Regions from separate parts of the Homo sapiens genome. Here region 2 is linked to region 1. Evidence: chromatin loops called from intact Hi-C (ENCODE). Cell type or tissue: endothelial cell of umbilical vein. All regions are shown on one strand.

What was found. Hi-C counts contacts between places; a loop is a spot of excess contacts. Peaks named below come from ENCODE experiments on the same cell type or tissue, not always from the same donor. Only the 100,000 strongest peaks of a DNase experiment are listed, where the experiment ranks them.
Region 2: it touches region 1 in a loop (1.9-fold over the local background); 4 of 110 quality-filtered maps call a loop at or near these places.

Annotation. Positions count from the first base shown.
Region 1 is chr1:154,492,645-154,500,644 of GRCh38, forward strand. SHE (Src homology 2 domain containing E) reads right to left here. Exons shown (of 6, transcript NM_001010846.3): 2 at 6,468-6,594. Among named protein-coding and RNA genes, the nearest start is that of TDRD10, 5.6 kb to the right of the region's middle. In endothelial cell of umbilical vein, no CTCF peak of the experiment used is centred here; DNase peaks (open chromatin) are centred at 797, 3,077, 3,387, 4,487 and 1 weaker place; H3K4me3 peaks cover 1,656 bases; H3K27ac peaks cover 6,980 bases.
Region 2 is chr1:154,726,352-154,734,351 of GRCh38, forward strand. It overlaps KCNN3 (potassium calcium-activated channel subfamily N member 3), which reads right to left. Exons shown (of 8, transcript NM_002249.6): 4 at 6,652-6,793. LOC124904429 (a long non-coding RNA gene) reads left to right here and starts at 360. Exons shown (of 2, transcript XR_007066638.1): 1 at 360-487; 2 at 741-879. RefSeq lists enhancers at 4,119-4,928, 4,929-5,737. In endothelial cell of umbilical vein, no CTCF peak of the experiment used is centred here; DNase peaks (open chromatin) are centred at 2,850, 4,080 and 4,920; H3K27ac peaks cover 2,867 bases.

The DNA.
Region 1 (8,000 bases):
ATACTCTGTTCTTGGTTCAATTAAGACAAGGCTGTAATTTTTTTAAAAGGAACTTTTCTAAAGAACTAAGAAAAGGGAAGCAGAAAACACAAAGGAGTTCAAAGGATGAATATAGAATACAATTTTAAGGTTTCTAATCATAGTTTACACTCAGTTGAGACCATCTGGCACAGGCTGGGGAAACCCTTTCCCAAGGTCCTTGCTGCAATTCTGCCCCAGCTAAACTAAAAGGAAAAAGAGGTGATTCTAACATTAAGACAGAAGGAGCCCTGCTCACAAGGACATTTCAATACATTTGGATTAAAATGTACAGGGTGGATGGGCAGTGTTCCTACCGGGCCTTCCAGCCCACCTCCCCTAAAATAAAATAAAATGATGTATAGTGATTAGAATCTTGAGTTCTTATTACACACGCGTTTGAGTTTTTACTTTTGCAACGAGGTCCTTCTATTTAGACAGTCTCCCCACACTTAGAGTTCTGGGAGATACACAAAGCATGGAGTTGAGAATGCTTTCTTGCAGGGTCCTGGGATTAGGCAAAATCTGCAAACTGCTATCATCTTTTGAAACAATGTTTAATTAGGGGAAGAAAGGGCTTGAGCACAGGCCTCCCCTCCCCACACCACCCCCCTCTTCAAGGGGAGTAACCTTCCAGTCCATTCCAACACCTGGCTGCCCCCAAACCTGAGGCGCCATAGAAACAGAAACAATCGTGGGGCTGCAAGCCGACCCTTCCTGCAGGGAGAATAGCCCCTGACGTGCAGAGCTGGCTCCAAGAGGAAACGAGCCTGAGAAGGAGGAAATGGCAAGAGGAAGCTACACCCTGGCTGCCGATAGAGGCCATTTACCACAGCAGACAACAGAATGCAGGGGACGGGCAGCAGATAAACACTCATTTGCAGCCTGGGGCTGAAGCTCAGCACTGACCTGCACCTACTAAAAACATGCAGTTGGTTGGTGTGAAACATTATAGGGGCCCAAAATTTTCCCTTCTCAATCCCCAACTCGCTGCAGGTAATTATGTCATTCACATGAAAACACAAAAACAAGAAAGTCTTAGCAGAAGACTAAGATTTTCTTTTACTAAATTAACTGTAGTTAGCAATAAGTATTGCCCTATATGGTCCAGAATGCTCTTTGGAAATATAATTGTCTCTGGAGTGTCTAACTCACGGCTGTACTGACTAGGTATACACCTGCTAGGTGTATTATGCCCAGAATCTCACTGATGCCTCACTAAGGCAGTGACAGATGTGTTACCCCATTTTCACAGGTGAATACACGGAAGCCACAGTCATGCAGCAGTTATGGTGAGGCCAATTATTACCAACTCCAGAGTCCATGCTTTATGCTCAAATGATTTCACGTAAAATGTTAATTCCAATTTCCAAATAATGTGCCTTTTCCCCTAATCCATTTTAACCCATTTCATGTTTCCAAAACATTAAACTTGGAGCCTCTTAAGACTCTATTTTCCTCCTGGAATCAGAAACAGGGCTGCCCGACAATTTTTTACTCATATCTTTGATCAGTGCTCAAGCTTTTAAAATTACTTTAATATTTTCTTATTGAATAAATCTAAACATCTGAACAAAAGCAGGTACAATTCAGAAACCCTGAAATTTAGCGAGGAGAATAAAGACAAATTAAATCAAAACCAGTCTTCATTTGCACTTTTTTCCATAAGAGGTTTTTTCTGTTTAAATCACAGGCAAAGACAGACATAACAGTTTTTTTTTTTTTTTTTTTTTTAGAGATGGGGTCTCACTATATTGGCAAGGTTGGCCTTGAACTTCTGGCCTCAACTGATCCTCCCACCTTGGCCTCCCAGAGTGCTAGGATTATAGGCATGAGCCACCGGGCCCGGCAGATGGAGTTTATAGTTTTTTTTTTTTTTTTTAATGGAGACTCGAACAGTGAGGTTCTCTTTTAGATTTGACTATTTAAACAAACCAACAAAATCATTTGGAAGTAAAAATAAAATTTTAAAAATAATCTTTGACTGGAGCTCAAAAGCTAAAACCACAGCTTGCTGAATGACATGGTATTTTCAGTTGTGTAATTTGAACAAATTATTTAATCTTTCTGAACCTAGGTTTCCTCAACTGTATAAAGAAACCCGCTTGCACGGTGGCTCACTTTGTGGCTGGCAATCCCAGCACTTTGGGACGCCAAGGCAGGAGGATGACTTGAGGCCAGGAGTTCGAGACCAGTCTGACCAACATGGTGAAACCCCGTCTCTACTAAAAATACGAAAATTAGCCAGGTGTGGTGGCAGGTGCCTGTAATCCCAGTTACTTGGGAGGCTGAGGCAGGAGAATCACTTGAACCTGGGAGGTAGAGATTGCAGTGAGCTGAGATTGCACCACTGCACTCCAGCCTGGGCGACACAGCGAGACTCCGTCTCAAAAAAACAAACAAACAAAACACTTTACAGGGTTGCTGCAAGATTTAGTGAGGTAATTTGGCCAGGCTGGTACCTAGTAAGCTCTCAATTTACAGCTGTATGACATCAACTGCAGAAAGAATCCTCATGCTAACTAGCCAATGGGAACTTTTAAAGACCTGTCCGATGCTAATGTTTCAAAGCGGTGGCTAAAACTCCTAATGCTAGATTATGTAGAATATTTCTGCCAAATATTTAGCTAAATATCTTAGCTAGAATATTTAGTTAAAATGTTCCTGTGAATTTAGCAGAAAAGCAACAGAGGTTTATATTAATATTGCCTTGTATTCAGTCATATCTTTTTATGAACAATCCTTTGGATAAATCTCAGTGATAATTTACTCATAAACTCATAAATTCTTAACTTTTAAAAGTTAAGAGCAAAGTTTTGGGGGGACCCAGGCTTCCTGGGTCCCATAGCGATTTGGCCACAGGAAAGCCATGGGCTTCTCTCAGTTTCCTCTGCCCCTGAGGTAGATGCTGGCTCCTATTCTCAACTTCATGGCACTTATCATGCTTTTCAATGACTTATCTTCTTTGCTGGTAGGTCTGTTTCCCCCTTAGGCTGTGAGGTCCAAGGGCAGAAATCATGTGGGTCTTGTTTCCTGTATGCCCAGAGCTCAGGACAGGGCCTAGTACATAATAAAAAAAAAAACCTCAAGAAATATTTGTTGGGTATTCTAAAACAACATATGGGCAGTATTCTACACGCCCAAGATATTGTTAAAACCAGGCCTGTAATTCCCATTTCACCGGTAGAAAAAAGGCAATGCAAAGAATGGCAACACAGATTTAACCACTCCACAGTTCAACTGTGTTCATTAAAATCCTTTCCATCTTCAGAAATGCTGAAACAAGTAAAAAAAACTCTCATTTCTCAAGAAAGACGGGAAATTTCCGAACTTGGACTTGACAATCAGGTACACAAGGAGCAAACTGAATAAAAAAGTAAAAGGTTTAAAAAACAAAAAACAAAAGCCCAGCAGCAAATCTTTTATTTCTAGCTTCCGATAAACTCACTTCCTGTTATTCTGTCCAGCTTGTAACCTACGGGTAGAATAAGAGGTAGAGTCTCTACACTGATTGAGAAGGTGCTTTGTGATATATATTCTAAATGAAGAAACTTTAAAATCCACGAGTACAACTTTTTTAAAGTTAAGACCAAAGTATACTTAGATCACTAGTTTAGAAAGTTAGTAATTTGGATTTTTAATAAATTTGAATTTATTTGCCAACTGAATATATTAATTTTGTATTCCTAAATGAATTTATTTTCAGAAATTGTTTAAAACAGAGCATGGAACTTAATACACACTCAAATATTAAATGCTAGCGATTATTATTACATTTATTCCATGTTGGACAATTCTGACTTCTGAAGACAACATTCTTGGTTGAGTGGAAAGGTGCCTCACTTACGGGTGAAGTTTACAGTGGTTTTGCAAACGGCATTTCAAGTGTGTCCTGAACGCCATGTGGTGTCAGGGGCAGACCACTCAATGTGGAGTGGGAGATCCGGGTGCTAATTCCTGCTCTGTCTCTTAAAATGTCTCCTTAACACAGGCAAGCCCCAATCCCTTTGATCTTGTTTTTTGTCACCCTGTCACAAGGGGGACAGCATTGTAGTCCCCTAGCTTATAGAGCTCTTGTGGGAATTACATGAAAAAAAAAACAAAAAAACCCCCCAAAATTATATTCATTTTTATAAAATCACAGCACATTTCCTCTTATCAGTGCAGCTCTCCAAATAAACAGATGTATGGTATAAACTACCTACTTCAGTTAAAGAGAAAGATAAGAATAAAAACCCAAGGACAAAGAAAGGTGAATCACAATTAAGCATAAAACTTTTTTTTTTAAGAAAATCCTTTTCCTCAATTTTATGTAAAAGTAAATTCTTTTCCCTATTCCTTTCAAGGCTCTGATGTTTTTTAAAACTCTGACAGTTCATTTTCACTTCCTTTCATTCACAGATTTCATTAGGGGTCACAGTCCAGTGACCTTCAGGGTCACAGCCTGGCCAGGGTACACCCTCCCCACACGGAGGGCCTTATCTCTGTAAGCAGAGAAGCAGGAAGCGGAGCCAGGCTTTCCTGTTCCAGCTCGTTTTCATTCTGAAGACTGTCTTGGCCCTTCCAGTGTGCTGCTGCTACTCTCTGCTCAACTCTTCTGAGACTATACTTAGAGAACCTGAGCTTGACAGCTCTTCAATCTGTTCTAAACAGAAGAGACAAAGTCTTTCATGTGGGACCAGTTACTCTTCCCAGGCATGAAACCCACAAGAGTCAAATAAGGCTCCCTTGAGTCAGCATTCAGCAATTACATTTCTCATTATGGATGGAAGACTGTTTAAGGAAAACTAGGTGAAGACATAAAGTTCACAAATAAATCTATATTATTTTTATTTAAGTATCATTTACATCAACTTAAGAGAATTATGACTAAAAGGGAAAAGTTTGACACTAAGAATGACAGAGTGACTGCTTAGCTCACAAACTGGAATTGTTCTGACTTGAAAAGTTACAAGATTAGTCTTTGGTTTTAGGTGGTTGCCTTGAATGGCTTGGTTTACACAGCAATGATTTTTTTTTCTTTTCTTTTTTTTTTGAGACAGAGTTTCCCTCTTGTTGGCCAGGCTGGAGTGCAATGGCACGATCTTGGCTCACCACAACCTCTGCCTCCCGAGTTCAAGTGATTCTCCTGCCTCAGCCTCCTGAGCATCTGGAATTACAGGCATGCACCACCATGCCCGGCTAATTTTTTATATTTTTAGTAGAGACAGGGGTTTCTCCACGTTGGTCAGGCTGATCTCGAACTCCCGACCTCAGGTGATCGGCCCACCTCGGCCTCTCAAAGTGCTGGGATTACAGGTGTGAGCCACCACACCCAGCCAGCAGTAATTTATAATTACTGCTTAGTAATTAAATTCTTGGCTCCAATATTGTAGAACTTGTTGAGAAAGTCTTCTACTACAAAATACAGAATCACATCATGTTTGCAGTTTTTGTTTGTTTTTTTTGAGACGGAGTTCCACTCTTGTTGCCCAGGCTGGAGTGCAATGGCTCAATCTTGGCTCACTGCAACCTCTGCCTCCCAGGTTCAAGCAATTCTCCTACCTCAGCCTCCCAAGTAGCTGGGATTACAGGCATGCGCCACCATGCCTGGCTAATTTTGTATTTTTTTTTAGTAGAGACAGGGTTTCTCCATGTTGGTCAGGCTGGTCTTGAACTCCTGACCTCAGGTGATCCGCCCACCTTGACCTCCCAAAGTGCTGGGATTATAGGCGTGAGCCACTGCGCCTGGCCTTTTTTTTTTTTTCCTTTTTGAGACAGGGTCTTGCTTTGCTGCCCAGGCTGGAGTGCAGTGGCGCAATCTTGGCTTGTTGCAACCTCCTCCTCCCTAGTTCAAGTGATTCTCGTGCCTCAGCTTCCCAAATAGCTGGGATTACAGGTGTGCACCACCACACCCGGCTAATTTTTGTATTTTTAGTAGAGATGGGGTTTCACTATGTTGGCCAGGCTGGTCTCAAACTCCTGGCCTCATATGATCTGCCCGCCTCTCTCCCAAAGTGCTGGGATTATAGGCACGAGCCACTGCACCTGGCCATCCTTGCATTTTTTAATAGATTAAAATCCCTTAAGTATGTATTTGCTTCTTGGTAAGATGTATGACTCCCATTATGAATGTTAAAGCTTCTGAAAGTGGCCCCAAAATGTATATAATCATGTTAAAACTGAACATCATATTCTGAGCAGATCTGCACTCATAAATGTCATCTTGCATAGAACTAGAAAAACTTTGAAGACTCCTGTAAATTCTAAAACTCTGAAGGATACTAAATCATACAGGAAGTTACCTAAATAGTCCGACATTAGTTTGGGGTCTAATTTCTGTTTCTTCAAGTCAGCAGGATCTGGGTAAATTGCTTTATCCCTCTTCCCCAATAGACACCGGTTACTATATTACAACACTCACTGAGTGTGAGATTTCAGTCTCTATTCTGTAGAGCCTGCTTACAAACCTGTTATCATTTGCTGTGCATCATATGGTTCCATGTAACCGTCGTTCTCTCCGACTCTCTCTGCATCCCTTTGACCCTTTGTCCGTTTGGCATCATAAGGGTCAGCATAGTCTTCTAAAATGATGACCTGAAAAAGAACAAGAGAGGACAGTTGCTAAGGGCCACCGTATACCAAAATGGCAATGGTATCAAAATGGCTACTGACATCTCCTGCATATCCAAGGAGGTCAAAATCTCTATAACCAGTTCCAGATAGCTTTTGCACTTGATCATGTGTCCCAGTTAGACAAACACCTGTTTTTTTTGGTTGTACAGTTGATTTGCAACAATTCATCTAACTCTTTCACTTATCCCCAAGGCTCTTTATACCTCCCTTTATTTCTCCAAGCAATAAAACATTTTCTGGGTTAGAGGGTGGCAGGGGTGGATGTGGGGAGTGAAGGCTACCTGTGGCTTTAGAGCATAAAGGGTATGTGGCTTTACCACATACCCTTTATGAATTGAGTTTTTTAAACTCCAATCAGCTGAGCAGTACAGTCATAATGAGTCAGTCAGTCATCCACCAGCACTGGCTAGGCACTGTGAAGGAGTCAAAATAAACCCAAGACATGCTTCCTGTCCTCAAGGAGTGGATCACAGCTCCAAAGACACAGGCTTCATAGATGAGAAGTAGGTCAGTACTAAACAGTATTGTAGGTGTTCTACGTTCAATAATTCACAGGCAAACTGACTGTCACAGGCTACAGACCAGATAGGGTTTTGATCCCTATCTGGGATCCCCTATTTTGTGTCAGAAAGCATCCATCTTTCCAAAAATAGAAGGCACCTGAGGAGGTGGTGTGTGACAACATGGGTGACAACACCAGAGGGTAGGGGACCCTTCTCAGGAAGGAAGCTCCAGGCCTTGCTCCACAACCTCTGTTACATTCTCCAAAGAGTTTAGAAGTAACACTGGAGTTGGTGAGAATTCAGATACATGAGGAGAAGCGAAGAGGAGGAAACAGCCTGGAAATAGCCTCAGAAACCTCAGACACCCAGAAGTGACAACCATAAAAATAACCAGACAACCACTGCAAGGGACTGTGACTGCGACTGCCATTCACTTAATCCATTTTTCTTGACTACCCACCATGTGTACCGCATTTGCAAGATACAGTGAGCCCTTGGCTTCAAGGTGCTTGTGATCTAGTCACACAGTCAGGTGGACCACTGAATAACATATGAGCTGGGTCCCCGTCCATCTTTACACAGCTCTCCACTCAGTGCCTGGCTCAGGGTGGGCATGCTGTATTTACAGCATGAAAAAATGAATGGAAGAATGAACAGAAGTGCCCAATGCAGACATACACAGCATGTGTTATGGGCTCTTGACTTCAACCAGGGAGGTAGCATGTTTGAAGCCTGGGCAAGAGAAAATTAAAGCTCCCATGCATGTTAGGAAGTGATTGCCTGGACCGGAGTCTGAAATCTCGATTTGAGCTCTTCTCTCTCCCCCTTTCACATCGGAGAGAAGATAAAAACAACCAGATCGGA
Region 2 (8,000 bases), 230 kb after region 1:
GTCAGCTGCCAAGCTGTGCAGCGGAAGACAGAGGGGCCAGCACACACGGGCCCTCTCTCCCTCAGGCAGGTCTCCATCCCACTGCCAGCTCTAGACCAGCAGGCCTGGGAGGAAAGAAGGTAGGCCATCAGCTGGGGTGCAGATGGAACACCTGCCAGTGGCTGAGAGTGTTCCTGAAAATAATCGAATGAAGAGGCAATACCTTTCCCCAGGGCTTGTTTCACAGAGGGCACCCAGGTTGGCACGAACACGTGCACTCAGTGACTGTGCCTGCTCTACACTTGGGCTTTTTCACCTCAAGGTTTACGCTATGACTCAGCACAAGGAATCGGTTCCTTCCTGCCTTCACCAGGAGGCTCATGAATTCACCGTCATGCAGAGATTTTAAAGACAACACCACTTCTGCTGGATCAAAACCGGGATTTTAAGTGAGCCCGCAGCAGACCCTTGGGATTTTCTGGAACAGCGATCCTAGTCTGCTCGGTAGGTCCGTGCCAGGGGAGCCCGGGGGAGGGTGGGCAAGGAAGCAGGCTCTGCTGAGCCCCCAGAATGGTGGGACTCACTTTCTCTCTCCTAATCCTCTGGGTGCATACTTGACTGTCTGGGAAATAAGCAGGGAATTCCCTGCACATTCCAACATTCTCCCAATGCATTTTAAAATCCTCTTCGCTAGGCTTCTTGGTTGGCTTGTGAGCATAGGGGGAATTCAGAGACTCACTACTCCCCTGGCTCTTCGGCAGGCAGCGGGAGTCAGCTCCATCCTTCTGCAAGCGGACTCCCGTCAGAGACCATCGCCCTCTGCCTGCATGCTGTGCCCTGCGCCGCCCTGACCACCACTCATGGAAAGAGATGATGAACTTATTAAAGCCAACAACCGAATCCTGTATGTCAAACAGTAATTCTAGTTGCCACAGAACCCAGTCTAGCAGTTGAGGTCCCAGAATGGAAGGAATCTGTCAGTAACATTTTTGGCTCATCAGGTCTTACAAAATGTGTGAGAAGCAGAAAAGAATGTTTTTCAAAGGTACTATAATCTATAACCGACTTGGAAGGAATGCATATGGGTGGATCCATTCCCTACTCTCTCTTTTAGAAGCTATTTCTCTCTTTATCCCACAGGCTGACAAAGGCTAGCCTGTGTGAAGTTTCAATGTGGTTGAAGTTCACAATGCTTTCTCCTCGTTTCCCACAAGGGTCCCCATTAAAACAATCTAGTGTTTCTCAGTACATTTGTTGGCCTTGTCACAAAGTGAAAAGAACCAAGTCTGTGTGAACTTTCCTTTTCTGACCTCATTTTCCTCTTTTGTTCGAGGACGGCTGTGTTTTTTCAGCTTCTGTGACTTACAGGAGACTCTGTGCCCAATTTTCAAAGGATCTGGGCAGTTGCACAGCCTGGTCTGTAGCTGTAATCAATTTAGCCATGCCTCCAAAAGCAAAAAATAGCTTAAAAGAAGCCATCCTAGAGGGAAGATGTGTGCTCCCTTCCCCTCGACCGGACGGAGTATCATCCCTCTCCTTTATATGGAGTTCCAAAAGTACTTTGGGCTGAAAGCCCAAAAAGAGGGCTATATCATAGCGTTAAAAATGGAACATCAGATGGAGAGGGTTCTCCCCAGGTTCCATTCTCCCTCCTCTCGCTAGGCCCAGGCAAAACTCTACTTAAATCATCCCTGAAAGCTGGGGTCCAATAGGCCTGAAGAGGGAGCTTCCCTGTTCCATGCTATTTTGGGAATGTAATCACAACAATCAATCATCCACCATTCCAAATTTCCAGGGTCTAGATGGGGTGTTTCACAGCGCTTGCCATGGCCCACATTTTAGCTGGCTGATTGCAGGGGGGGCTTTTAATGAGAAGCTAGAGTGTTTTATCTAATGAACCACCTGTCTCACATGATGAAGATAAATTTCTCTCTGGAGGCAGGACAGTGGACTAGATGACACTTCCCAGTTTCTTTCAACATAGAGATGTTATGACTCCCTTGTGAGTATTCCTCTAGAGGATGCTGCATTCTTAACCCTTAATTCCAACTTAAATGGATGCTCTCAGCTTCATTTTTCCATTGACTGGATGTAATTAGGGCAGTCACCAGTAATGACACCTAACCTGGTCTTTTCCATTAAGAGGCAACCTAATAAAGATGGGGCCAGACATCAGCAGCCTTCATAAAGTGGTGGAGGAATCCTGAAGCCTAGACTGCTGAGCCTCTGCAGACTGTGCGGGGTGCGGGGCGGGAAAATGAAGAAGGGAGAGAAGACAATAGAACAGGAGGGGAGGGGAGGAGAGAGGAGAAAAGAGAAGAGAAGAGGAGAAAAGAGAAGAGAAGAGAAGAGAAGGTGGGTGCAGGGAGAGGTAAAGCTGGGCAGAAAATGAGATGGGGAACAAGTTGCGTTGCATCCTAAACAGCAAGGGTCAAGGGGGGAAAGAGAGAAGGAGGAGGCTGAAGAATAAGAAAAAATGATGGGCTGATGGGATTGAGAGAGGAAGGAAGAACAAGGAGCCTAAGGCTTGAGCCAGAAGTCAATGGTCCATTTTGGCCCTTTAGAGGACATGAAGGAAGTGCCAAGGGATCCCACCCTGCTGTGTCCATCTTCAAGTGGTATAAGGATTGCCTGTCCCCTGGGTCCCCTTTGGGATGCTGGGCCCTTTCACTTAGGTGAGTTAATAGTCTGACAGGCCACAGTGGCAGCCTGGCAGTGCTGTGTCACATGGCAGTGATGCAGGTTAGTTTTAAGAGACAAATCACCGAGGGCCTGGCTAACTGTGGAATCTTTGAAATGGCTGGTGGGTAGAGGGGGTGTGTGAGGAGGGAGGAAGCAGGATGGGAAAGGGTAAACAGCTGCTGCTATGACTTCCCTGGGGTCAGACTGGGGGGAAGAGCCATGACTCAGCCTTTTGCTTTCAGATATGCCAAGTCCTGAACCACAGGGGACATCAACTGGAGTCCCTGGATGTGCTCTGTCCAACTTCCAGTTCCATGGGGCGAGGGGAGTGGATGGGGTCCACTTCTGATGAGCTGGAACTTCCCAAGGCACGTGGGCGAGAGGGAGCACCGAGTGCATGGAGAGAGGGTGGCTGGGACGGGGTGAACACGCCTAACTCTAGAGATTCGGACCCAAATCTGGACCGAGACTCCTCCACACCAGTCCTCCCACCTCTTGTTTTCAAGAAACATTTTCCAGCTGGAAAACCTTAGAAGCTGGAAAAACAAGTATCCCAAGGGGAAAAGTATGAGGTGTTCTTAACTAAAGAAGCATAAAATAAAATAAAACACAAATGAAAGTGACAAATGGAGGAGGGAAGCCTGGAGGATTTACAGTTGGATTCTGTTTCTGCAACAGATTCCATGCAACAACTAAAATAACATCAATTGGTTTGAAACCAAGGTGTTTCGGGAGAAGCTCATCTTCTAAAACTGACATTAAGCAGATGTCTTGCTGAGCCCTCTTTTTGCCTCCTCCCGAAATGACTCAATTTGTGCTACCTTTTACTTCATCATCACTTTCCCTTGGCAGTTCAGAGGCATCTCTCATGAGGCCATTGGGGAAAAGCTCAGCGTCCCTGCAGATATCCAGAAGCTTTTGCCTGTTTGTCCATAACTGATGAAGGGTCTACAGAGAGAGTCCAGCTTTAGAAAGAGGCTAGATTGAAACAAAGTTATGCCAAGCAGCCTTGGGGGCTTTGGGGTCTTCCAGATGCCTACAGAATCAGAAGGTCAGCATTGCACATCTTTTAGGTTGCACTGTCATTTCCAATTCTGGATACTAAATATTGACAGCTTTCTCTCTACTGTGTTGTCACCATGATCATGAAAAATCCTTATGGAAAGATGCTGGACTTTAATGTAGCTGCTTTTGTGGGTGAAATCTCTCAAACACACCAGGTCTGTGCCAGCCATGGCAAGTTGTTCAGACAATTATATACCCTGCTTAATGGTTGATAATTACATTGTTACTGGGATTGCCAAGAGAAAACAATGATTAAGACTATTTACAGGCCACACACACACAAATCCTTCCTTTCCCTTCCCAAGCAGGCCTTGCCTTGGCCTTCCTGGTGTCCATGGTAACCAAACAGGAAGCCCTACCTTTAGTAAAGGCACTTGCAATAATAATTGGGAGCTATACATAGTGTTGGGAGGTTGGGAGGAGGAGGGGAAAGGATCCTCAGCAAAGTGAAACCCTGGCTAGGAGTGACTCAGCTAGAAAAATCACATTTGTTAGAAAAATGCCACCAGGGTTCCTCACTGTGGCTGACCCCAGAGTGAGGCGACTGACTTTAATTTGGGTGAAAAACACTGACAATAAATAGAGGAAACCTCCCTGTTCCTGTATATAGAAAGGTGTATATTTATGCACAGGGTTTTGTACAAAAAGAGATGAAAGGCCTGGGCTGTATTTTTCATATGGAAGGTGGGAATTGGCTCCTCATCGTCCGTTTCTTCTTTCCACTTTGATCACACCTCAATCCACAGGGAACAGAACGCTCTCTCTGGGGGAGCACTGCACACCCAGACAGCAAAAGGGGGTGCTGAAAGACAAACAGCCTCCGGACCCCAAAGAGAGGCAGGGGTGGGGCCAGGGTCTCGCCTGTTCCGCTCAGCTGTGCCAGAGTAGAGCCAGGAGATGCGGAGTCCAGGAACCAGGAAGCCAGGTCTTTGGGGTGCTGCTTCTTGGATGGGGACAGCTATGTGCTGAGAGGGGAAAAGGTCGGTATTTTAAAATAACAGAGGCTCCCGGCAGGGCCCATCCACCTACTGGCAACCCTGCTCTGTGCCAGCCCTGGCTGAGAGCTGGTTCTGAGGCACAAAGCCCCAGGAGTGACTCTAAGAAGGAAAGATTTGGCCTTCAGTGGCATTTCATTCCTTTCTGGTAAGAAGCGTCTTTCCCCGGTTTCCTCGTGACAGTTGGTGCTATGCCAAGACAGACTCCTACTAACCGATGGGAGGTATTTGTTCTAAAGCCTTGCACTTACCCGTGATTTATCACAACCCCAGCGCTAAGCTTTTTGTCATTAGCTGCTGTCGTAGGACCTGCCTGCTAATAGGGACCTGCCCTGGACTGGAGTCAGAAAGGAGGAGAGAGCCTGGCCCCTCCTGCTCAGCAGGCTGACTGCCCCAAGCCTGGGTCTGACCGTCTGGTCCACCAATATCAGCCCCAGGAAGCCAACAAGACGGAGTGGGGTGGGGAGTGGGGGCAGCCCCCAGCCGCTGTGAGGCGTTCACTCAGACCCTGCAGGAAGACCTGCGGCCCTCCCTTTGCACTGCAGAAAGGGGTCACTGCCCTTCCAGAAAGAGGGTCTTCATCTCTTCTGGAGGCAACGGGGGTGACAAATGGAATCTGAGGGATCACTGCAAGGAAGGATTTTCACAAAGGTGTGAGGGGGGCTGTGGACGGGGGGCTGTCCTTGGGAGGGTTGCGGTCTCCAGCCATGGAGACCCAGAGCCACACCACAAGCAGCCTGACCACTTCTCACCCCGCCACCTCCCCCAACACTACCCAGGCTTAGATGTGCTTTCCTCTTTCAGCCTCAGTTTCCTCCTCTGAAAAAAGTGTCCAACCCTGGTCTGACACTGTTCTAGGATTCCAGGACGAAGGCCAAAGAGCAGCAGCTGCCTGTCCTGGACCCAAAGTGCAATGAGGCCCAGGGAACACTTCACCAATTTGCAACTGAAGGACACTGAGGACACCACCAACACTGACCTGTGTGTGGCCGCTTCTCGTTTTCAAAGCACTTTAACATAAATCATTGCATTTGGTCCTTGCACAAACCAATGGGGAGGGCAGGGCAGGCCCTCCATCTCCACTTTCCCCTGGAGGATGCTCAGGTCCAATATGCAGAGTGCCTGGCCCAGGGTCCACAGTGAGCAGAAACTCAGACCCCACATCCCTCTCATAAGCCACACTGTGATGGCCATGTGACAGGTGAGAGTGTGTGCCTCCGCGAGAGTGTCGAGTGTGGGTGGTAGGGCACTGGGCAGGAGAGATACACCTTGAAAGGGCACGGCACACCTGCTGGGCACCTGGAGATGGGATCACAGCCTTGCCAAATGCCAGTGCTGCAAAGCACTTGGCACTCAGAGCCCAGCCCCTCCATAGGCAGAGGTGGAAGCAGAAGCCTGGGAAAGGCAAGAGCCAGCCCAGGGCCATGTGGACAGCCCCGTCCAGGACTCAGGTCCCAAAGGCCGACTCAGTGCTCTTTCCCCAGTCCCTGCTTCTGTGAGTTCCAGCTAAACATGATCAGAAATGGTGCCAAGGTCAGTGGGACCAAGGCAACAGGAAGGAGGACAATAAACTGCAAGCTCCAGTGCTCACTGGAGGTGAGCAAACTGGGTGGCTGCACAGCAGTGGGGTGGGCATCAGAGCATTGGGCCAGGACCAGCTTCACCCAGCCCATTTTGAGGGAGCTGTGAATAGACCATTAACTGCCAGGAGTCCAGGTCTCATTCTTACCTTAGAAAAGTTAACTGAAAAGTGAGAAACCATTGCAGATTTCCCACCTGACATTTTATGTGTAGGGGACACACATGCAGGTCGGTTAACTAACAGCCACCCCCCGCTCTGCGGCTAGGAAGGCCCCTATGTGCTTGCAAGAAAGAGTTCAGCTCTTTGCCACATTTTAAGGGTAGGGAATGGGGAGAGGCGGGTACTCACCATGATGCCAGTGAGGAGACAGACACCTTTCCCACAGTATGTGTGGGGCACCATGTCCCCATAACCAATGGAAAGGAATGTGATGGAGATGAGCCACATGGCACCCAGAAAGTTACTAGTTACGTCCTGCTGGTCATGGTACCTGCCAATGGGAAGACAGGAGTTAGTCGATGAACAGCCATTCCTGGGAGTAAGGGCTGTGGGCAAACCTAGAGCGGGGAAGGAAATGAGATATTTTGCTGAGGAAGAGGCAGCAGTGACGGTGGCTCACACAGATCTCTTTAGGCTACTGAAGGGGCTGCAACTGTGCCCACCCAGGTCCCACCTGCAGCCCCCCGTCCCGTTGGCCTCCCGCCATGAGCTTGGTCCCAGAGATAAAATGTTTTGTCATGATTTGCACCTCATTGTAGACATCCTTTTAGTGTTGGTAAGATAGCTTTGGATGAAATCATGCAGTAATAAAATTCAAATTTTCCCTTCCAAGCCGACAGTCTAAATGTATGTGGATGTGATTAATCTGAAATCACAAGCTCCTGAACAGGGAAAATGTCAAAAAAAAATTACCAAACATATTCAGCGATTTCCTCTAAGAAAGTTGAAGCATCTCAAAGACTGGCATCTCCCGGGGGTCTGGAGGGAAGCTGTGGTGGTTGGGGCTCTCGTGGAGCTGTCTCTAGAGGGGGCTCTGGGGTGTCCACAGAGGCCTCCCTTTCTGAGTCAGACAGGGGCTTGTAGCTGCCCCGCCCTGGGAGGAACCAACTGGAAACATCAGCACCATTTCCTCTGCCCGGATGCCTATTCCACCCCATCCCCTTCCTCCCTCCCTTCATCCCCAACACCAAGACCTGCTGCATGCCAGGCTCTGTGCCAAGTACTGAAATACAGAGATGAATACCACACAGCCCCTGCCCTCAGGGACCCAGCCCAAGAGAGGGGTTTGCCAAGGAGGCAGACATCTGCAGAGGGGTGCAATCAGGGGGTGGACAAGGTGCCCTGGGGATGGAGGCAGAGGGCAATGACCTTGACCCAAACACATGAGGGTCCACAGAGGTGCCACAGAGGAGCAAGGCTTGCATTTTCCAGGCAGGCCCAGAGGAACGGGTGCTCTGGGCAGAGAACCCTAATGAAAGCCCAGGGCTTATACAAAGTGCAGCAAGGGAGCTGGTTGCAGGCTGGGTGGCAGGGCTGGTGAAGGTGAGTCCTCTTCCAAACCGTTCTCTAATGGGATCAGCCTGAACAACACACAATAGACTCTGTATTTTATACTGTAGGGCTTCACCTCTTGATAAAATCTCCTCTTAACCACTTGGAGGCCACTGGATGGGGAAAGCTAAGAACAAAGGGCCAGG